3 separate regions of the Homo sapiens genome follow, and regions 1 and 3 are each linked to region 2. Evidence: read pairs that join two places in POLR2A ChIA-PET (ENCODE). Cell type or tissue: MCF 10A. All regions are shown on one strand.

Region 1 (8,000 bases), 210 kb after region 2:
AATTTGTAGAATCTGTGACCTTTTTTATTTCCTTTAACTTCCAGATAGATTCTCAGCTTTTTTATTTCCTTTAACTTCCAGATTCTCAGCGATGCTTCTTATGCAAATGCCTTCAAGATTACTTATGCAAATGCCTTCAAATACGTTATATATTTTGCCATCATTTTATTACATAAAAATAAAAGCAACTTGCTAATGGTTTTAGCCCACAACTAACCACAAAATAAACAAATTTGCATGTCAGGAATAAGTTATTTGATTAGATGAACACCTCTCTCTAGTTGCTAAGAATAGGGGAGGGAGGGCCACTAGTGAAACTGACTCAGCATTTTGATTTAAGGATGACTCTGGCTCCTGCTTCTAGTATGTAACCTCCCCTGCCTCTGGGTATTGGACTTCTTGGGCAGCCGGCAGAATGCAAAAGTATTCTGGGGAACTGGCAGGATGGGTGTGTAGGTCCAGATGCTGCCTCTGAATTTAGACACACCCATGGTGAGAGGTTTCAGACTCCTCATCGATTACAGCATATTCCTTTTCTTCTTGAGTTTATGGATTCAATAAATGGTGTGGGGATTCAGATATTTGTTTTGCTTGCTGTATGTGAGGTGCCATGGTAAGTGCTAGAGAATCAAAGATTAACCTCTGAAGATCTCAGAGTCTAGTGTGGGTGATAGACCTATACTAAAATAAATTACATTGCAACACAGTAAGTGTTATCCAGGGATGGATACACTGCTGTGGTGGGGGTGGGAGCTACTAATTACATCCAAGTGAGGAGGCCTAGGTGAGAAGTAGCTGGGTTTTACAGAAGGAACGGCAGCACAATAAGGGCATGAGGCCATCTCCAAAGAGAAGGTTCTGGCCGACCCTGCTCCCGTGCTAAGCTGCACTACACTTTATTTACGTTTTTATAGTAAAATTTTCTTTATTTAGAGATGACATTATCAGGTACATAAATCATAGGGAATCAATCTACCAAAAAAAAATCCTACTAGAACAAATACAAGAATTTAGAAAAGCTACAGAAGAAAACATCAATAAACAAATATACATTGTATTTTTATACACTAGCAATGAACAACTGGAAATTAAACTTTAAAAAGTGCCATTTACAATAAGCTGCAGTACAGTTTAATTGGCTATATTTGACTTGAGGTCTAAGCAAGGATTTCCTAACTTGCCAGTCTCTTTAGAGCGTGACTGCTATGCTGGCTCTCACCAAAATCGCCTCCTGAGGATTTGAACCATGGGCTGGGACTAGGGAGTCACGATATTTCCTGCTGCGAAGTGAGATATGATAGTATTCAGAGCATGATCATATCTCATGTGGTAGGGGAACGAAAGCAGTACCTCATGAGCAGCTCTTTGTCTCACCTCCTCCATCTATCTGTTTTACAAAAGAAACTAATGGTGACTTCTTTCCCTTCGAGTAAGGGAGTGAGAGAGACTGAGCAGTTCTAGAGGGAAACATGGCATCCTAAGGCCTGATTTTCAAAAACCTTTGGGAGGAAGCTGAGGCAAAGAACTAGTCCAAGGTCATAGAGCTCAGTAAGAGAACCAGGATTTTTGGTTCTGAGTCTAGTGCTCTTTATACTTTTATGCCATAGTTTTAGTAATGGGGAGGGACAGGCTAAGGTTTTCTCATGGAATGAGTTGAGCTAGCCCATGTGCGATCCTCAAAGGCAGAGTATACTTGCTGGTGGAGAAGGAAAGATTATCACCATAATAATCTTGCTAAATTATGGCATAGAGCATGCAATAATTTTGAGAGAGATGAAATTCTAGGGAAATAATTTTCAAAGTCTCCTACAAATAACCATACTATTCCATCATCCACTCACTTTGGAGACATCCAGAAATGTGCCTTTCCTAGTTTGGAAGTCTCCACATAACGGTGGGCTTTCTGCCCCTCTATACCTGTGTGGTCCTGGTTGTGCCCTAGAGGTTCTCTATAACAGAAGGGATCTAGGACCAAAATAACCTATGAAGCTGGTCAGAGAGAACCTCTAGAATCCAGCAAGCTGGAGAGAGGGCCATGTGCTACAGTTTTTATATAGAGTATTTTTAGGGCACTGTGAACTTTAGCTAAGGTTTCAATTTTGGAGCCTTTTCCATATGGGTGTGCACACAGAATATTATGTGCTGCACAACAGAGATATTGAGTATCTGCCAGATAGTTTAATACATGTTGCTTCCATATGCGGCCTTGCGGCTTCCTCACTGTGATTCGAAAATTAGCTGTAACAGGGGGACTTCAGTCTGACCCAACTCCTGGCGACCTGTAACTCAGAGCAACCAGAAAAACCCTTATAGTATTATAAAGACACAGGATTCTAAGACACCTTAAGCAGGACTTAGTTTTCAAATACATATTATCTTGAACAAGGCTTATCTATCTGCCTAGCCATATCGTGGTTGTGTAAACCGCGTATGACCAGAGAGGCACCTGACTGCAGGCACCCCCGAAGGCCTCTGCAGACCCAAGTGGGCGCGATAATGGATCGATTTCTGAACTGTGCCTGCTAAGATCCTCATTTTAAAACTAGTAAACCAACCCTTGCTCCTTGAATCACCGTTTGAGCGCTGCATGGGGGGTTGGAGGGAAAGGAGGGGGGAATAATGTCATCAGCCTTGAGCTCTTCAAGGGGCTCTAGGATTGGAGAGAGAGGAAAAGCATTCTTAGGTTGCCTAGCGATAAAGCTGCAGATGATATCATTCTCCCCGAGGCCGGCCTCCCCGCCTGGTTTTCCTTCCTCCCTTCCCTGCTCCAGTCTCCCACGCCTGGGTTCAAAGTACAGCCGCGCGGGGTTAGGGAACCGGGGCCGGACGCGGCGCTGTCACGTGTGCCCGCACATGTCTGGGCGCACGCTGAGCAGCACGTGAGAGGGGGCCGGGGAGGGGCGGGGCCTGCTCGCCGTCCTACGCGCGTGCGCGTCCACAGTTCTCCAGACGCTGGCCCCGGGGCGCTGGCGGGCGGCGGGATGGGGGACCGTGGGGCCGAGGGCGGAGCCGAGGCGGCCGGGCCCGGGCGCGCTCTCCCGACAGCTGCACCACACCCTTCCCGGCTGCGTCTCCGCGGGCCAGCCCTGGGTAGTCATCCCTCCCGAATTAAAGCTGGCTCTGACTCGGGACTCCTCAAACCATTCTGACACAGCAGTTTCCGAGCGGCCCTCCTGGGCGCGGGTTACGCGAAGGTCGACACCCGCCTCAGAAGGGCCTTGGGGCGGGAACTCCGGTCTAGAGCGGGCCGCGGCCGGGCGGGACCTCAGCAGGTCCAGGCCCCGGGCCAGGACTTGCGGGGAAAACCCCAGGTGGTGGGTGGGGGTGGGGAGAAAGTGCCAGAGGAGAGTTCTGGGCAAACGAGGTGTCGCAGTACCGGCTGTCTGAGGCATTACATCTTTTCACTGGGCTCACGTGGAGTTTTGCAAATTGAATTCCCACTAATTAAGTACTAGGCGATTTGTTTAATTGTGATGAAATACACTGGGACTTTCCGTTCAAGGTGTAAAGTAAGAGAAGTGATTTTATGGCACGAACGGATTTTGCATGGTGCAGTAAAATGAAGGAAACTAATGTAGCCAGGGGCCGGGGGATGGATTTGTTGTTTTTTTTTTGTTTGTTTGTTTGGTTGGGTTTTTTTTGGTAAATTACCATCTAGTTATTTACAAACCCCTTTTGGGCAAATTGGTCATCTAACACTTTCACTCTTGGAAGTGACCACGTTGATTTTGTAACACTTTCTGAAACATGCCTGTTTATAAACAGCCTAAAATGAACAATTACTTTGGAGTAATTTGGAGTTCATGGTGTCTTTTAGATAACTGAGTATACCCAAGGGTGTTGCAAAAGTAGAGAAGTACCACTACCCTCTGCAAATATGGCTTTGGTCATGTGATGGAAAAAGATCTCAGACGTTGCCAGAAATATCTGGACAGGTCAGGTGCCAGTATTTGCTAAGACATTACAGAATGGTTGTAATCTCTCCAGTCTAAATGGCACAGTGAGTGCCACCCTGGAGACAGGCTGCTGGAAGCTAACAGACATTAACAAAGCACAAGGCATCCTTTGTTTGTTGTTTGTCTGTTAATGATATGTATGCATAATGTCCTATAGGTTGAGTTTCAATTGCACTTCCTCCCCGCGGCCCCCCACCACGTTAGACCGTTTGCACGAGACAGTTTAGTCATTAATATTCTGAAAGGTTGAAAAAGCAAAGATAAACTTCAAACATTCACTCAAATATATATTGAGCTTCTATATGTGCCAGGCGTTGGAGATACAGCAGCGATCATACAGGCAAGTTCATCACCGCTCGTGATGTTTACGACTCCTAGCAAAGTCTCAAAGCTTCCCAGGCATTTGCCAACACAATGATTATTTACGACAATTAGTCATCCTCTCCCTCAGCATGAAATTTTTTCAGTTGGCCCTTAGGAAGAATGTCAGGTGAAAGGGCTGGATCTCTAATCCTATCAATTCCTACTCACGGTCTCCTCTTTCTTCTCCCCTTTCCTCACTCCTTTCATACTAGCCTCCCTGCTGGTCTTCCAGCAGGACAGGCTTGATTCTTTACCAGAATGTTTGCATTTTTTCCTTCTTCTGCCTGCAAGACTGGGTCCCCAGATATCTGGAAAGCCAATTCCGTCACCTTTTCTCTCCATGTTTTGTAAGTCTCTTTTCAAATACCGTTCTTTAGAAAGGCCTTCCCCGAGCAACCCATAGGCAATGTATAAAATGCTTCCTCCCCACCAACATCATCCTTTATTTTTACTGTTTTGTTTTTCTAAATAGCAGGTATCACCTGTCATTACAACGATGTACTGTGTGTGTATACACACTCATAATCTGTTTATTGCTTGTCCACCTCACTAGGATAAGCAGGGACTTAGTTTGGTTCGTTGCTTTGTGCAATGCAAGAATGGTGTCTGGCAATAAATAAGTAAATAAACATGGCCTTTTGTAAATAAATATGTATGACTCTCAATAAATATTTTCTGGATGAATGAACATTTCTAGCAACTAGTTCAGTTTGATCGCCTCCAAAGATAACAGCGCACAACTTTTCAAAGCATCACATTGCGTGTTACGAACCCATGTCCTCCACTCTTACTGAACACCTATGTCCCAGGCACTGTGTGATCCAAAGAATAAACTACATAGAGAAGTCAGCAAGTGGTAAGGAGGCAAAGGCAGTGAACATCTTATACCTGCAAGTGGGAAAAGATTCAGCCTGATTCGGAAGCTTATTGGAAACAGTGATGAAGCATTAATGGAGTTCCCTTAACAATAGAGTTAATTCAATTTCACCTTAGTCCAAATGATTGCAAGTTACCATGTCTAAAAAATTGCTCATCTAGAGAAGTTCCTTCTGTAAAATTGAAAATTAAAGGAGATTTTGATCATTTGATCCCTTTAGTCAGCAAGAATAGCTGTAATAGCCCTGTAGAGGAAGAAATGAGTTTCAAAACTTGCAAGGTAGGTTGTATCTCACCTCTTAGATGGCCCCAACCCCTGTGTGGAAACAGACCCTCAGAATGTGACCCATGATGGAATGTACAACACATGAGACTAAGGCTTGACAGTCTCAGCTGCTTCAGCTCTAGGCTGGCTCTACCAGGTGTGGTCATCTTTGTCCCTTAATCAATGAGCTTCTTCAAAGCAAGGCTCAGTATTTATTTGTGTAATCTCAGCACCTAGCACAATGCCTGGCACACAGTAAGTACTCAATAAATGACTATTGAAATCCAAACCCGCCTTTCCATTCCCACAGTGACTATTCAAACCCTTATCAACTCTCACCTGGACTGTTGCAAGAGCCTACTTAACGGCCTTTGTCCAATCTCCCTTTCCCCAAGCATTGAACACACAGCCAGCACAATTAACTTTGTTTCTTTTTTTTTCCCCCAAGATGGAGTCTTGCTCAGTCCCACAGAGCTGGAGTGCAGTGGCACGATCTCGGCTCACTGCAACCTCCGCCTCCCGGGTTCAAGGGTTCAAGCAATTCCTCCTGCCTCAGCCTCCCGAGTAGCTGGGATTACAGGCGCTGCCACCATGCCCAGCTAATTTTTGTATTTTTAGTAGAGACAGGGTTTCACCATGTTGGGCAGACTGGTCTCGAACTTCTGACCTTGTGGTCCATTCGCCTTGGCCTCCCAAAGTGCTGGGATTACAGACGTGAGCCACCGCGCCCAGTCAATTAACTTTCTAAACACAGAAGGTATACTAAAGCATAGTATACTTCATACAGTCATGAAGAATGTGTGAAGGCTTAAACCTTCCCTTCTGGTTTCACTCTCTTCCATTTCCTTCCTTGTCCTGTTTTCCCCCACCGAAAGATGAGCATCTAATGGCCTAGTTGCACGGAACTACTGCAAGTTCCCTGAATATGCTTTGCACTCTCAAATGTTTGTCTTTAGGTAGATTAACTTACATTTGGATACCTCCTACTCATCCTTCAAAACTCAGCTCAAATTGCACCTCCTCTGTGAAAACTTCCATAACTATTTTAGTCAAAACTTAACCTCACCCACTTCTTTACTCTTAGCCCTTTCTTTAAATCTCCATTTTGATGTTTAACATCTTATTCCACAAACGTGCATGTACAAGAAGTGATGGATATTCTTATTTTCTCTCATTAAGTCTGACTTCACGCTACTTCCCCAAGGGCTGTTGGAAAATGATCTCAGTCATTGTGGACTCTCCTGTCCCCCTCCCCTCCCCAAACTCTCTAGGATTTTCACAAGGACTCGGGATTTCAGGAACCAGGGGAAGGACCCCTTCTTTCTCAGACTGCCCTAGATAATTGTCAGTGTCAGAGCCTGCTGTTTGGTATCCTTGCCTTCTCTGTCACTTTCTAGGTAGGAGTCTTTGCTGATGCTGGAAGTCCTAGGCCTTTGGGGCATTGTGTCCCTATTCCCCTCCTGGGCTTTGCCACGCCCAAGGAGCTGCACACCTGTGCCCCACTGCTTATTGCTTCTGCCTCCACTCCTTCCCCCTAACATAATTTCCAGCTTTATTTAGAGAGGGCTGCAGAGACCAGGCAGCTAACCTGAATGAATGGTATTGGCAGAGAAAATGGTAGGGACCAGAGTGAACTGGAGGTTGCGCCTCCTTTAAAAGGGACAGACATTACTCAGCTCCAAGCAATTGCAGCCTGGTGAAAACGTAGGCCCAGTATTGCGAGATCATCCAATTTTTCCAGGAAAAGCTGAAATCTAGATTTTATGTGAAATCTACTTTCAAAATGTTGGCAATTATTTTTGAAAACTTCAAAACACTATTCATTACAAATGAAATCTATCTGTTAAAGTATTATTCAATCTGGAGAAGGCTGCTTTGAGACCTCTGCTATAAAAAAGAAAAAAATAAAGGGCCTGGTAGGAGGTTTGCTTCAAAACTCCCCTGATGTAACTAGCCCCAGAGCCATTCTTGAAAATGGTTGAGGGGGGAAATGCAAGGAGAACAGACAGAGAGTAACGTCTCAGTAAATCATCCTGTCACATTGAGACTCTTCACATTGTATTGTAATTAATTGTGTATGTCTCCAGCACCTGGACGCCCTAACAGTCCTGTCAGGCAGATTGGCACCACCTCCAGCCTTCGCTTGGCCTGCACTGCTGTCTGTCAGACTGTTTACTTGTTCTTAGCTCCTTCTCGAATTTCCTTATGACCCTCCCAGACCTCTCTCTCCCACTTACCCAAGACCTCGGCTTATTTCCAGACTCCTCTCTCTCAGGAAAACCCCTATTTCACCAAGAAAATTCTGCCAATGGTCATGCTTTCCCCAGCTTTCAGCCCTCCCTGCTTTCCTCCTCCCGTGTCCTCACTTTCCTTCCAGCTGCAGAGGAAATGTGACCCTCCTCCTGCTCAAAGCCAAGGCTTCCACTTGTGCCGTTGGTGATGCATTGAAACTACCTGTTAAAACTTCCCTATCCGCCGCATGTAACAAGTCTGGACCTCTGTTAAGAGAGATCTGTTGTTCATTCATCATCGCATTCCTG
Region 2 (8,000 bases):
GAAAAATTAAGAACACTAGCCAGGCAGGTTCTACTTGATGTGAAATAGCGGGGAGAGTGAGTAGATTCTATTGGTAAAAATAACAAATATGGAGAATTAACATTTTAAAAATGAATATATAAAAAGAGATGTTTCTATGTAATATAATTAATTTCCCAAACTACTGGCAGGAAGACCCTTTCCTGAATCCCACCTGAACAAGTGTTTTTGTTGCTTGCTTTCCAAGGGTGTGTCTGCACATCGACTCTCATCACCTTCTCTGTCTGCCTCTCTCTGTTTTATCGCATGACATTTTCATTGAGCTATTGAAATTGGATGTGTCAGACACATTAAAAGCAATGGCAGCTGTGGCAAGTTAGTTGATATATTTTAAAATAAACCAAGAGGGCCATGCAGATGTCAGGGGAATAAATTGCTCTGTTTAGCAACAAGTGATTTATTTAACCACTGTAGACAGGGTCCAAAGGAATGCCAAGCTGCATACATTTTGGTTGGGAAAAGCTGAGCTATTTTCTCAGAAATCTCTCCTGTGGGATCAAAATAAGAGTGGGAGAAGTTTATGAGAAGATTAATTAAATTCTTGATTTGGGAATGACCCTGAAGAATGAGTTTTATTTCCCATGTGCTTCAAAATTGACCTCTCAGTGTTTCTGCAGGTGAGACACATTCTGGAAGCATCAGGTATTGGCAATAACCCTGACTTCATGGGCATCACTCAAACTGCAGCAGCAGCATTTCTCTCTAGCTTGTCTTTGAGGGCAAAGTGTGATGTTTCCAAGAGAGTGATAAAAAAAAAAAAGGCCCGAGGCTGGGATTTCACTCTTTCTTCCTCTCGCCATTCAACCTTGGCTAGTGACTGCTAGATACAAAGTAATCAATAAATGTGAATTGATGGGAATTTAAAGTTGCAGACGTGTGGCACAGCAGTGAAAGCACAGGCTCTGGAAACAGAAGGTCCAGATTTGCATCCTGGTTCTGTCGCTTAATCACCATGTGCCCATGAACCAGTTTCTGACCTTTCTTTGCTTCATTTTTCTCATCCATAGATGAAGATAGGAACACTACTCACCACATACAATGGATGTGAAGTTAAGTAAGTTACTGCAGTCATAGAAGAGGTACCACCTGCAATGATGACTTCACCTATCCACATCATCAGTTCTCCTGTCTATTGGTTCATTCCCCCTAGCATACATATGTTGTACTCGCCCCTTTAAAAAGAATCTGCGATCCTACATCCTCCTTCAGTTGTGACCTTATTCTCTTTCTCTCATTTACGTCAAAACTCCTGGAAAACAGAGAGTAGAAGGATGATTACCAGAGGCTGGGAAGGGTAGTTGGGGATTGGGGGAAGGTGGGGATGGTTAATAGGTATGAAAAAAATAGAAAAAAATGAATAAGACCTACTGTTTGATAGAACAATAGGGTGACTATAGCCAATGGTAACTTAATTATATATTTAAAAATAACATAGAGAATGTAATTGGATTGTTTGTAACTTAAAGGATAAATGCTTGAGGAGATGGACACCTCATTCTTCATGATGTGCTTATTTAACATTGCATGTCTGTATCAAAACATCTAATGTACCCCATAAATATATACACCTACTATGTACCTACACAAATTTTTTAACATAATTAAAAATTAAAAATACGTAAATAAATTGCTTTTTTTTTTTTTTGAGACACAGTCTGGCTCTGTCGCCTAGGCTGGAGTGTAGTGGCATGATCTCGGCTCTCTGCAACCTCCACTTCCCAGGTTCAAGCGATTCTCCTGCCTCAGCCTCCTGAGTTGCTGGCATTATAGGCACCCACCACCACACCCAGCTAATTTTTGTATTATTAGTAGAGATGGGGTTTGTTTCACCATGTTGGCCAGGCTGCTCTCGAACTCCTGACCTCATGTGATCCCCCATCTCAACCTCCCAAAGTGCTGGGGTTACAGGCATGAGCCACTGCACCTGGCCCGATAAACTGCATTTTTGAAACAATAAAAGAAACTCATGGAAAGAATTGTGCATTTGCTCTTTGATCCACTCAGGCTTTTACCTCCAGTGTTCAAATGAAACTATTCATCCAAATCACCTGTGCCCTTCATCTTGCCTAATCTAAAGGTTCATTCTTACATCTCATGAGACTCGACTTTTCAGCAGCATTGACCCATTCCTGACTCCCTTCATCATTCTTAAAACACGACTCTTTCCTGGTTTTTTTCTTACTCTACTATTTGCTCTTTCTCAGCATCCTTTGCAGGCACCTTCTTGCTGTAATGCCCCTGGATCCAGTTTCTGGAACTCTCCTATTACTTTTCTACACTCCTAAGATGGTTTCATCCAGTTTCATGCAGGATATAGAGATTTAGATACATTGCAATAACTCCCAGATCTGTGCCTCTACCTCCAACTTTCTTCTCATTTATCATATCTCCACTTACATGAATAATAGGCCTCTCACCCTTCAGACAGTTCAGTCCTCATTATTCATAAATTCCATATTTGCAAATTTTCTTATTCACTAAACTCTATTTGTGACCCCAAGATCAGTACTCATGGCACTTTCATAATCATTGCAGTCACGTGCAGGCCTATAAAAATTTTGAGTCACCCGACATGTACGTTCCAGCTGGGATGAGACAAGACATTCTACCTTCTTGTTTCAACTCTCATGATGCAAATAAGCATCCTTTTCATTATCTATTTAATGCCACTTTTTTACACTTTTGTGCTTTTTGTTAGTGACCTTGCTCTTTAAAATGGCACCCAAGTCTTCCTTTGAAATTGCTCCACTTCCTACACCTTCATTATTTCAAGCCTGGTCCCAACCATGATTGCCTTGATTATGGCAATTGCGTCCTAGCTGGTTACCCTCCTCTCATCTGTGACCGTGCCCGCTCCCAGCACACATAAGGCAGATCGTGTCCCTCCTCTGCTGAGAACCCTTCAAAGATGAGAGTCTTATCTGAAGCCACAGTGTCATCTTTGCTGATTCTCTAATATATCATGACGTGCTCTCACCTCAAGGCCTTGCATTTGCTCTTTTCTCTGTGTCACTTTTTCTGTTTTTTCTTTTCTTTTTCTTTTTTTTTAATATATATATTTTTTGAGACAGAGTCTCACTCTGTTTTGCAGGCTGGAGTGCAGTGGCATGATCTTGGCTCACTGCAACCTCCGCTTCCTGGGTTCCAGCGATTCTCCTGCCTCAGCTTCCCGAGTAGCTGGGATTACAGGCGCATGCCACTACACCCAGCTAGTTTTTGTATTTTTAGTAGAAACAGGCTTTCTCCATGTTGGCCAGGCTGATCTCCAACTCTTGACTTCAGGTGATCTGCCTGCTTTGGCCTCCCAAAATGCTGGGATTACAGGTGTGAGCCATCGCACCCAGCCTTCTTTTCTCTATTTCAAACATTTGTCCTGCAAGGATGCAAGTGGCTCACTTCCTCCCTGCCTTTTTGTCTCTGCTCAAACATCAGTTTATCAGAAAAAACTCCCCTAGTTACTCTATATAGAATTGCACTTCCTTTATTCTCTATCCTCTTACTCAGCCTTACTTTTCTTCATATTGATTATCACCCAGTATATTAAAACTCTGCTTATTGTTTACTCTCAAAAGAATGTAAACTTTTTGAGGGCAAAGACTTGATCTATTTTGTTCACTGCTGTTTTCCCAGTGCCTGAAACGTTACCAGACACAAAGTATGTGCTCAATAAAATGTATTTTGATGAGGATTCATACTTTGGTTTCTTCTGTGTGAAATGGAGATAATATGACTCTCTTTCACACTGGGACTTATCTGTTACAATGTTAGATTGTACTTCAGACTGCCTGCCAGGCCCTTGGGCCATCTTCAATAAGTCAGCTCAGGGAAGGCTGGTGTCCACTATTGACCTAAGCAAGCCAATGACAGCCTACACCTGAAGCAGAGAGCAGAAATGTTGAGATTATCGACTGCCCCTTGGCTTTGGTAAGAGGAATAAAAAATGGCTATGTTGTTTTAGAAAATATCACCTTGAAAGCTCCATGATGATGTACCAATTTGCTCTGATTGTCTCATAAAGCACCATTTTCCTTCCCCATATATTATGGAGCAGATGGCTCTCTTCTCAAAGGAAGCTGTGCCATTTTAAAACTTTTCTTCCCATGCAGGATGAGCCACTGGCTAAAATGGTGAGATCACCACCCATCCAGCCATGCTATTATAACCCAGGACACTCATGTAGGATTGAGGCCTGGAAAGTTAACTGCATGATTCCCAGGTGTTAGGGCTACTTACCAAGAATGCCTGCTTAACTTTGAAAGGAAGGTTTCCCTGGGAACATACATCCTGGTGAACAGGATCAGGTGTTGCTTAATAGATATTATGTAGATACAGAGTAAATGTCAGGCTTACATAGAGGAGTTGGCTGCTGAGGCAAATTTGTTCTTCAGCCTTGGCCAGCAACCCAGAATTTAAGGGAGGAGTCAAGGCCGGAAGCCACGTGCATTGAGGATCTAGGAAACCACCCACAGAGTCATCCTTCTTCCAGACTCAGCCTCCTCAGACAAAAAATCCCACTCTGTTCCCAGGCCGGAGAGCCTCCTGGGCTGGAATTGCTCAAGCCTCAGCTCACAGATGAGTCACTGTATTCATTTGCTCCACAGGTAGGCGTGTAGTTTGGCCCCATATGCAACAGACAGGCCAAGTTAACAGCAACTCGGGGAATTTCAAAATTGATTTTTATGGCAAAAAGAACACATGACCATTGTGATAGAAAATATTGGAACATACAGGCAAGCACCATAAATTTTAAAAAGAGCTGATAATCCCCAAACGCAGAGATTAAACATCATTAATAATTTCTTGTCTCACCTTCCAGGCTTTTGTCTATCCACCTGGGAGTACATATAGTGTAAAACAAATTGGATTATTCTAACAATGTTGTTTTACGGTCCTTCTCTATATACTATCCTACGGTGGACATTTTCCCAGGTCATTGATTATTCTGTTCTAGTGATTTTTTAATGGCCATACAACCTTCCAAAATAAAAATGTACCATAGTTTGTTGTACAATGCTTTACAGTTGAACATTTAGATAATTTTCAGTTTTTCGTTACTAAAGTTAACACTATGATGAGCATGATTGAACATACATATTTGTGTACGCCTCTGATTCCTGACTAAGAATAAATTCATTCAAATGAAATCATGCAACCAAAACATATGAGTATTTTCAAGGCTTAAAAAAGGTTTTACTTACTTATACTCCTACACTTGCGGCATGAAACAGGCCCTTTCCCAAAGGTGGCTTTTAGGTAAGGCTGCTTTGGTGGCCCAGACTAGGGTCCCCCTGCCTCTGATAGAGCTAAACTGTGCCGCAGGAAGCTGCCCCAGGGCAGCTGTGTGCAGAAGGCTGTTTTTGCCCCTTGGGGCCTTCCGGCTGCATTTTCTCATCTCTACAGCCGGGCCAGCTGAAGCATGTGGAGGTCAGGTGATGTGTGTGGGGTCATGCAGCCAGTGGTGACTCAGCCAAACCCACTCCAGCTCCTGAACCTTGCTCAGATCACAAGGCTGAGAGCACTCGCTTTCCCTGCAGCCCACAGTTTCCAAATAATTAAAAGAGGCTCCTTGTGCTTGAGTTTGTAGATATTAAGTTTTTGGAATGAGTGGTTCAGCCCCATGACCTTGTTAATTGGTGACACTAAATGCTGTATAATCCTGCCTTCCTTTTTCTTTCTGGAAACAATCAGAATAATTTGTTGAGCTTCCCTGCACTGTATAATTTGCAATGAAGCTTTGTGATGAGTCTATTCAGGTGCCCATCTGAGACTCAGATTCAAAGACATAACTGCTGAGCTGAATCAAAACAACAACTCTGGTACATCTGATTCATTATGACTCATGCATCAAACTCAAGCTGCCTATTAAGGTACTAGAACACTCTCACCAACATAAGAAAACCCCTGATGACAAAGATTGGCCAACTCTTGGGGATTATTGTCTCCTTCATCCATAATTCAGTAAGCCAAATTAAATTCAGGTGACCAATAGTTAAGTCAACCTAACAAGACTGTCTCTTCTCAGGTGGCTGGGCCAGCATGGGGGATGACTGCAGCTATTCCACAGGGAGTCTTTGCTTCCAGTGGTTTACTATCCCTGTATTACTCTCTGGAATGGAGCCTGTGAGCTCAAGGTCCTCTGTGGACATCATACTTTGTTCTGATTCTTAGCCATACACAGTGGGAGTTGAATCCCAGATGTCCTCTTATGGCCCAGCACCATTTGCACAGGGTTAAGAGAAAATGGAAGAGCATCAACCCATCCCCTCAGCTGGGAAATGACTCCTGACTCTTTTGCCAGGAGAATATATCAGTTACATCCTCTTTTGGGCATTCAGAGATGAGCCTAATATGTAAAAATTAAAGTAAACAGGCTGAAGAGACACCTACTTGTAGTATAGCTGCTGTATTATTTATCTGCATATATAAATGCACAGGCACGTAACCTAGCTGATTCTAAACTGCGTAGGTGAGTGTTTGCAGAACTAGGGGCTAGGAAGTTTTCTCAGTACCTATTTGCATGAGGCTGTGTTTCAGGAAGGCTTTTGGTTGTTAGCTGAAGGATGATGATGGAATTTAATGAGGAGTCCTTGGGACAGAGACTGAAATGGCGGGATGGCCTGGTATTTGGTTCCTATCAGGATATTGAGGGTGATTTGAGCTAGGAGGAATAAGGGATGACAGCCATGTCCTGGGCTTCGGCACTGCTCTGACACTCTGAAGGTCAGCAGAGTTGAAAGCCTTGCAGGTGAGCTGTTGGCATGGATGCCGGCGATGCTCGTGATAGGTTCTGCCAGTCATGGCAGGACTGAGGCTCCTTCAGAAGGTGTTGTGAGTAGAGGATGCTGAGGAGGGAGAGGGGGAGAAAGAGAAAGAATAAGGCAAATTCCACATGTGATTATATCTAATAGTCTGACTTATGAGTTCCTGTGGGAGAACTTAGAGGAAGTCCAGAAATACTTGGGGAGGCCTTACAGGGGTCTGCAGGGCAGGTTAGGCTAGAGCAGGAAACTCAGTTGTAAATGCTAATGCATCCATCACACCAAAGGCCCCTGTTTTTATACATCAGTCTTTTATTTCTTGGCATTTAGGTAATGGCTGGATTATTTGTTGTTGTTTTTGAGACAGGGTCTCACTCTGTTGCCCAGGATGGAGTACAGTGGCATGATCTCAGCTCACTGAAATCTTGACCTCCCAGGCTCAAGCAATTCTCGCACCTCAGCCTCCCAAGTAGCTAGGACTATAGGTGCACTACTGCCCCCAGCAAATTTTTGTATTTTCAGTAGAGATGGAGTTTCACTATGTTGCCCAGTCTGGTCTCAAACTCCTGACCTCAAGCAATCCACCGGCCTCAGCCTCCCAGAGTGTTGGGATTACAGGCAGGAGCCACCACCCAGCCAATTTCTGTTTTTTCATTATTAAAAATAACAGTGAGGAGGAGGGGGCAACATGGCCAAATAGGAACAGCTCTGGTCTGCAGCTCCCAGGTAGACCAACGCAGAGGGTGGGTGATTTCTGCATTTACAACTGAGGTACCCAGTTCATCTTGCTGGGACTGGTTAGACAGTGGGTGCAGCCCACAGAGGGCAAGCCAAAGCAGGGTGGGGCGTCGCCTCACCTGGGAAGCACAGAGGGTCAGGGAACTCCCTCCCCTAGCTAAGGGAAGCCATGAGGGACTGTGCCGTGAGGAAGTGTGCACTCTGGCCCGGATACTTCGCTTTTCCCATGGTCTTCCCAACCTGCAGACCACGAGATTCCCTCCAGTGCCTTTGCCACCAGGGCCCTAGGTTTCAAGCACAAAACTGGGTGGCCATTTGGGCAGACATCAAGCTAGCTGCAGGAGGTTTTTTTTTGTACCCCAGTGGTACTTGGAAGCCCAGTGAGACAACCATTCACTCCCCTGGAAAGAGGGCTGAAGCCAGGGAGCCAAGTGGTCTTGCTCAGTAGGTCCCACCACCACGGAG
Region 3 (8,000 bases), 93 kb after region 2:
CTCAGCTACTCCATGTGCTACTTTCTCTCGCAACTTTGAGCAAGAATGTTAGATCTTTTGCTGGGGGCCTTCGGAAGCCGTGAGGGAGCATATCCTGACACCCACATAGAAGACCTGGTACCTATGTTTCCACATCACAAAGCAGGCCAACAAGCACACAAGGCCGCAGACCAAATTAAGAATCATCTGGATGAGTAAGAACAGTTTGAAAGTGCCAGTGACGCTGGTACAGTCCGTCACATCCCGGTAAACAAAGGTCCTGCTGAGCGGCTCCGAGGAGGGCAGTTTGCACTGGCAAGAGTCGAGTGTGGTCTCACAGGTAAACTGTGTGAGCTGCGAATAGTGGTGGGCGGCAAAGGCCACGGCCAGCACACAGACCGTCAGGCCCAGGGCACTCAGCAGAAAGTATAACAGCTGCAAGAAAGCAGAAGAAAACCTTTCTGGTTACAAAGAACATTGGATGATGATTTGCAAAGCGAATTCATCAAAACTGTTCTTTTTCTTCCCTCCCAGAAATTTTCTGATGGAAAGGCTGTCTCTTCTTAGAAACACAACACCCAAGACATGGAAATAGCTCCATGTTTATTTATTAGTGGGTAGTTCTTAAACCCTGATCACATTTTCACTTGCCATCCAGATGTTGGGCCCTTTTCAAGAGTTGTGACAACCATATTAGCTGGACTGTGGAATGTTTTTGTCTAGATATTGCCAGCAGTTTAGATGAATCCCAAACAAGCTAGCCATCCCTGGATGACATGTTGTGCTTATTTTGAACTCAAGAACTTCTGATATTAAGACTGAAACAAGACTAGGAAGTAAAGAACAGGTTTTTGTAATGCAAACACTGTGTGGGCCAAAATTAGCAATGATGGGTCAACTAATAGCATAAGTTAATTTTTTTAAAAGACTACATTCAATGTAGTGATTGCCAAACTGTATCCATAAACATGAGAATCCCCAGTAGGAGGTTGCTGGGAGAAAATAAATTATGGCTCCAGAAGTCAAGTGACTCAACGTCAGCTTCATCGCCTGTGAAACTTACCCCAAGCCCAACAACGACCATGTGATTCCTGAGCCTGAAAAAACTCTAAATGGTTCCTCAGTCACCAAGGTTTTGAACACTGTTGGCCTCCAGATTAGCTTTGGGATTGAAAAAGTCTGGTTAAAGTTCTCGCTCTGCTGCTACAGGGCTGTGGGAACTCTGAACAATTTAGGGATTTAGCTTACACCTAAAATATTCTGAGCAAAACTTGTGGGTGTTCACTGACATGGCCACAATAAAATCTATGGAACAAGAAATATTTTTGTGATTGAACTCACCTACTAGAAATGTTAATCTTAATGGTCCACCTGCTGAGACTCTAGGTAAGGCTCAGAGTCCCCAGCTTTTGAGACTAGTACACATAGTTCTTAGTGCAAGAATTACATTACCACAGTCAAAAGTTGCTCTCTACAGAGAACAATTCTGGTAAATGGACACTTCACAAAGTAATATTAGTTCCAGTCATTTCCAGGTTCAGAGGAAAGTAGCTCTGAGAAGATGATGCCCTTCCCCCACCTTCCCTTATATATAATTCAAAATTAAAACATATATGTGACACTACAAAATATGTGTACAAAAGTCCTCCAAATGAGTGTGTTCCACACAGTGATGATTTCAAGTGTTTTCAAGTCTTAAATTTGGAATGCTGTATTTACATTTTTACTTTTTCTTTTTCTTGAGTGGTATGTGTGCATGTATGTGTGGGTGTGGGTGTACATACTGGTTGCTGGTGCCCTAAGCTTATCTCTGGTTTGCCTGTAAGGGAATCCATCAGGGATTACATACAGCTTGACTGTCTATCTAAGGTCACTGGAAGAGCGTAGAATTAGTTAAAGCCATTTTTTTCTTAATACATCTTAATTAGTATCATGGATTCTTTAGATCTTTTCATCAAAGAGATCTTAAACACACATTCTTTTTCCTCTTCAAATCATTTAAAGGATTGTCAGATGTAACCTAAGTATCTTCATCTGTGAAACAGTTTATAGAAACATCTTATATCTCAGGGACATAACAATGATTATACTCAATATTAGTGTTCCTTGGAGGAAGGGAACCAGATATATACAAAGTGGTACCATCATAAAAAAAATTTTTTTTAAGAGATGGAGTCTTGCTATGTGGCCCAGGCTGGTCTCAAACTCCAAGCCTCAAGTGATCCTCCCACCTCAGCCTCCCAAAGTATTGAGATTAGAGCCGTGAACCACTTCGTCTGGCCCTCAATATTTTCAGTGACTACATTTTATGCAAAAATTGGAGTTTTTAGCCTAAAAATATGGATTTATTTTGTAGAACCAATGGGGAAGAATATTTGAACAATTCTGGGTTGTTCTGAAATATTCAGGCTTGATTACTGACTTCAAACTCTTGGTGCCAAGAGCCAAATTAAACTGTCTTGACCATGTTCTGTGTGTGTGTGTGTGTGTGTACCCATCGTAGCTGTATTCCCAGTACAGCCAGCAGAGAACTGGGAACAGTTTGCTCTGGGAACAATGGTATATCTATGATTTTAACCAGGGAAGGCCCAGGTTAAAGTGATCATTTCCCACCTGGTAGTCATCTGCTTAGTAGAATGGCCCCAAATGGAGTTTTCTCTACCTGTTTTATCACCAACAATGGATGGAAGTTGGGGGCGGGGGTCTTGTGATAACCTTCCTACCTCTAACATACATACATCCTTAAATAGCAATTTCTTTTTTTTTTTTTTTGAGACAGAGTGCAGTGGCTTGATCTCAGCTCACTGCAACTTCTGCCTCCTGGGTTGAAGCGATTCTCATGCCTCAGCCTCCTGAGTAACTGGGACTACAGGTGTGTGCCACCACACCCAGCTAATTTTTGTATTTTTTTTGATAGAGACAGGGTTTCACCATTTTGCCCAGGCTGGTCTTGAACTCCTGACCTCAAGTGATCCTCCTGACTCAGCCTCCCAAAGTGCTGAGATTACAGGCATGAGCCACCGCACCAAGCTCCTTAGATAGCAATTTTCTGTAACATTTGTTGGGCAATATCTTGAAGCAATGACAATAATCCCTCATTCTCAATCTGCAAATAATTCAAATAGTTGAAAAAGATTTTACTCATTCATGATAGTCACAAAAATCCATTTGCTGAAAATGGGAATTTTGTCTATTTTTAAAAGATGACTTTTTGGCTCAGAGATTAAAAGATGTGCCCAAGACCATTTAACAAGTGCGCAGCAGTACTGGCTGATGATTAACAGCGTGAACCAGGGAGTCAGGTTCTCCCCTCACTAGCCATGGTCCCTGGGCAAATTCATCAATCCCTGTGCACCTGTACTTCTTCATCTGTAAACTTGGCATGATGATCATAATAGCACCTACTTCACAGGATAATTACAAGGATCAAAAGAGTTGATGTCTGTAAAGAACTTAGAACAGCGTCTGGTATACAGGAGCCTATTTAAGTATTTGTGAAATAATAAGCAAATTAGTAGGGATGGAAAGAGCTGCCAGTTCTGAGGACTGAGGATATTAATTCGACTGCTTTTGTCTTATTTTGTCATGTGGGAGTAACAATGCATTCTTGGCTTGTAGGAAGGATGTAAACATTTACACAAACACAGTGGTTGCTCAATTTTAATTAAACCGTTTATGCTAGAACCCAAAGAGAACATAAAGAAAAACCATGCCCCTTAGCTTCTCTGAGTATGAATAAATTTATATCGTGCGTATCTATCTCACACTTTAGTGACTCGGCTTCTCCCACTCCGGAAAGCATCAGGCCAAGTAAACTAGAGAAAGCCACGGAATCAAGTTTCTTATCCATTTTAAGACATAAATATATACTCGATCCCCCCTAAAGCCTGCAGGCTTTATCTGCAGCGCTGTGGCATTTTTCCTTCATGGCTTTTAACTCATCTGACAGCAACAAGCTTCTGGGTTAGAATCTGTAATTTAAAATCAAGTGGCTTGTTTTACCTACATGGCACGAATACACTATAAGGAAGAGTGTTTACGATGACCTTGAGAATCCGAGCAAATATATCTTGATAAAAGCCCGGCGCGGGAGGCATCTGTCTTGCGGGTGTCAGCCCATCAGCCCGGCGCTGCGCAGCGGGCGGAGGCGCGGTGGCCCCGGGCGCTTATGTAACAGCAGCGCCCGGGCGCGTCTCCGCTCGCTCGCTGCCTTTAATTGGTACCCGGCCTGCAGCTTTCACGTTCGGTGACCTCGGGAGGAGGGTGTTTCTGCTCCAATTTAATTACCTTCCCCGGTGGCCTGAACGGGAAGGGCCCTTCTGCAGCGCACTGCTCGGGAGGAGGCTGCCGCAAGCAGCCCAGGGGCCTCCTGGATGTGGGCAGGAGGGAACGTGCCCTGGAATGTTTCCGCAGGCACATGCCCCCGACACGTTTCCGAACCTCCAGGGGAGCCCTGAGAAAGTCAGGCCACTAGGAAAGGCAGGAAGCGCGACCTGCAGCCGATGCCCAGCCAAGCCCAGAGGCAGAGAGGCAAAGCCCAGGGAGGAAAAAGGAACGCGCTGGTGGCATCGAGGGCCTGCGAAGGGACCCTACCCCCAATCCCCGAACCCCCAGAGGGCTGTCCCAGCTTGAGAAAAAAAAAAGAGCCCGTGGCTATTTTCTCTAAGCGAAAGGGAGGGTGCGTGTGTGTGCACGTGTGGACTACAATGAGACTGTCATCATGGCCCGTTTGCTTGTCCTGGCTATCTGGGCATTCAACAGGAGGAAATAAATCCTCTAACAAAGCTTAGGCCAGGGTCCCGAGATGGGGGCACCAAAATGCGGCTATGCTGATGAGAAACGCCCTATGAAGATGCATGTTATGCCTTCGCCCCCCCAGTAGTGTGAGAAGCATAAGGGAAGTCAGCTGTCCCCTGTTGTGTCATTGGAAAATCTGGAGATGGGCTGAAGCTCACTTTCAACCTGAAGATAATGTAGCATGCAACCTTAGAGAGCTAGCAGCAAGCATCAAGAAAGGTCACGTTCAGGAGAAGAGGAAAGTGCCTCAGTATTTGCCAATGCCTGTCACGGGTGGAAAAAAAGAGGTAGCTAATGAGATCTTCCTAGTGGGGAATCCTCAACCTGGCTGACATTGGCAGTGACTTTTTTTTTTTTCTATTTTTTTTCTCTTACTCCCTATTTTAACTAAGGTGCAGATGCTGAGATGGCATTGGGGTCTCTCTTAAGCTGATGCTTTTGACTCTGCTGTTTTCTGGGATCATCTGGGGGGAAAATGAGGGTATTTCACATAAACTAATAAAAACCTAGTTTGGGGTGTTCTTCAGCTACTGGATGAAGTTCTTGTAATTTAACAGGCCATTTCTTACTAAGCTTTCTGGCTTTTTTTTTTTTTTTTTTTTTAATCACCAAGCCTTGCTGTTTAGTCAAACCTCTCCAAACAAATAGTAAACATAGACTGATGTCTACTCTATCTGGCCTTCTTTCAAGGAAAGTCCTCAGACAGAAAAGTATAATTTCCAAATGAAGGCATATCCACCAAAATTCTAACTTCATCATTTAAAAAAGTAGTATCTATTAACTGTTTACTTAGAAAAGTTATAACTATTGGAGAACATTTCAAAATTAGAGAAAAACTGCAAAATGCAAATATAATCCCACCACTCATAGATAATTGTATTTTCTATGCTCATTAAGAGCTTTTATTTTTTCTGTAGGATAATATCATACATTTTGTGTAACCAGCTTTTTAAAATTAGTTATTATAATGTAAATGTTTGTATCTATTAATTACTTTTTATAGCATGATTTTAAAAGATATCATCCCTTTGCTTTTTTATGTCAACAGCTTCAATTATACTGGAATCTTCCAACACACCTTATTTTTTTCACCTTAGTAACTTTCAAATAATGTCATTCACTTACTTTTATGTCTGATGTTTTCTCATTGTAGTGAACAAAAAAATCCAGTTTTTATATGTTTTCTTGTAGAAGAAAAAACAATGTTAGTGGACCAAATTAAAAAAAAAAAGATTAAAGATAGCTTTGTATTATTTGCTATAGTAGTTGAGAGAAAATGAAGGAATTTGCTTTCTACTAGCTCTGATTGCTAAGTTCTATGTCTATGTCCTTATACTCTGAAAGGTAGTGTCTTTGCTTCCCTTTGGAGTAGATTCTGTTGTGCAGTGAAAATGCTGTGTACTTGAATTGGCTCCAGCCAAATGCACTGTCCCTAACAGAAAAAAGATACACACAAATGAAAGACACACACGCTTGCCAAACCACGCATATCCCATCACCCGTCCCCCACTTTGCCCTGAGAGTCTTGGCACAGAGCATTTGGATGCGCCCAATGTACTTTTTCTGTCTCAGTGATCCCACCTACAAGAGGAAATACACTTAGACTGCTTCATTATTAAAATATCCCAAATAACCCCCGAGATATGGAAGTGGGCACTGAAAGAGATACCTTTTTTCTGGCCAAGTGTTTTGTTGAACTGATGAATTTTCAATATTCCTTTTAAGGGCACTGAAGGACAGACTTCATATCCTCCAGGCCAACCCAGTTCATGGAAATTAAGACTTAAAAAAAAAATCAGCATTACCTTTGAGGTCTGGATCAATGCCCTCTTAAAACATTTTTTGGCCTGCCTAAAAATGCAATTTCTAGACTAATCAGATATGCAACCCCTTAAGAAGGCACTCCTTTATTTTGTACTTGGATTTCTTTCTATGTGATGATAAAAGAGAAAGAACAATCACAACTTACTTTCATAGAAAATTGAATACATGTCCGTTCGTCAACCTGATATGAGACACAAAGCATAAACAAGCCAAGATAGGCCACTAAGCAGACCTGCAAGGGAGAACACAGAAGAAAGGATGTTATCAGGGTACGTTGTGCGTTCAAATGACATCAGTCTCAGTATCTTCCTGCAGTCACATCCATGTTATAAAGCTGTCCGTTTCTTTTACTTATCTTTATGTACTGTGTTTTTCTTTCAACTGGTGGAAAACCACTTTAAAATTAGTAAAAATCAATTGATTTCCACTTAGCCAGCATTTACTAAGTTCTTTTGATATGCCAGGTGCTATACAAGATCCTTCAGAGTATATGACGATGAATAAAGTTTACTCAGTGTTCATCAGTTTACAATCCGGTGAAAGCCAAAATGAATGCACACCAAATTCTAAGGCAGGACATTTCATGTTAAATATTATTCAAAGAAGTACAAAAAGAGGAAGAAATTACATTGAGTTGGGCGATATAAAAGGCTTCCATTACGACACGGATTTGAAATGGTCCTTGAAAGAAATGAAACATGATTACTAACATTAGCTGAATATTTACTACATGCTAGAGCTCTTCTAAGGGCTTTATATTGTATTCCTCCTGTAATTGTTTTATATTGTATTCCCTCCTATAATTGCTACAAAATCCTATAAGGTAGGTGATATTATGATTCTCATATTGTAAGTAAGAAAGAAAAGGCACAAAGCCTTTTCTTTGGAACCCGGATTCAAATCAGGTAGCTTGGGATAAAGCAGCACCATAAGCAATAGCACAGAGGAAGGGCTGCACAAAGAATGTGCTGAAAGAACAGCAAATGCACACCCATAGTTTAAAACAATGACATATAAGCGGGTGCGGTGCCTCATGCCTGTCATCCCAACACTTCGGGAGGCCGAGGCGGGTGGATCACCTGAGGTCAGGAGTTTGAGACCAGCCTGGCCAACATGGTGAAACCCGTCTTTACTGAAAATACAAAAATTAGCCAGGCGTGGTGGTGCACACCTGTAATCCCAGGTACTCGGGAGGCTGAGGCAGGAGAATCGCTTGAATCTGGGAGGCAGAGGTTGCAGTGAGCTGAGATTGTGCCATTGCACTCCAGTCTGGGTAACAAGAGCGAAACTCCATCTCAAAAAAACAAAAAACATATAGAGCAAAAAGGGTAGGATGAATATCTGGGGATACGGGATGGATTTAGTAAGTAGCGGTACTCCCTTGAAAATTTCTGAGCAGG

Evidence for each region. Peaks named below come from ENCODE experiments on the same cell type or tissue, not always from the same donor. Only the 100,000 strongest peaks of a DNase experiment are listed, where the experiment ranks them.
Region 1: POLR2A ChIA-PET joins it to region 2 with 16 read pairs; 4 of 35 experiments call an interaction of 5 or more read pairs at or near these places.
Region 3: POLR2A ChIA-PET joins it to region 2 with 10 read pairs; 2 of 35 experiments call an interaction of 5 or more read pairs at or near these places.

The regions. Positions count from the first base shown.
Region 1 is chr12:26,109,386-26,117,385 of GRCh38, reverse strand. No RefSeq gene overlaps it. Among named protein-coding and RNA genes, the nearest start is that of BHLHE41, 12 kb to the left of the region's middle. RefSeq lists a silencer at 2,877-3,226. In MCF 10A, no CTCF peak of the experiment used is centred here; DNase peaks (open chromatin) are centred at 2,955 and 3,065.
Region 2 is chr12:26,316,242-26,324,241 of GRCh38, reverse strand. It overlaps ITPR2-AS2 (ITPR2 antisense RNA 2), which reads right to left and starts at 5,318. Exons shown (of 6, transcript NR_199072.1): 1 at 5,238-5,318. It overlaps LOC107984482 (a long non-coding RNA gene), which reads left to right. Exons shown (of 3, transcript XR_001749054.2): 3 at 1,047-1,322. RefSeq lists an enhancer at 5,576-5,625. In MCF 10A, no CTCF peak of the experiment used is centred here; DNase peaks (open chromatin) are centred at 4,531, 5,461 and 5,891.
Region 3 is chr12:26,223,125-26,231,124 of GRCh38, reverse strand. SSPN (sarcospan) reads right to left here. Exons shown (of 3, transcript NM_005086.5): 2 at 6,746-6,832; 3 at 1-414. The coding sequence ends at 49. All of the region lies in intron 1 of SSPN-AS1 (SSPN antisense RNA 1), which reads left to right. Among named protein-coding and RNA genes, the nearest start is that of SSPN, 32 kb to the right of the region's middle. RefSeq lists an enhancer at 4,242-4,877. In MCF 10A, no CTCF peak of the experiment used is centred here; no DNase peak of the experiment used is centred here.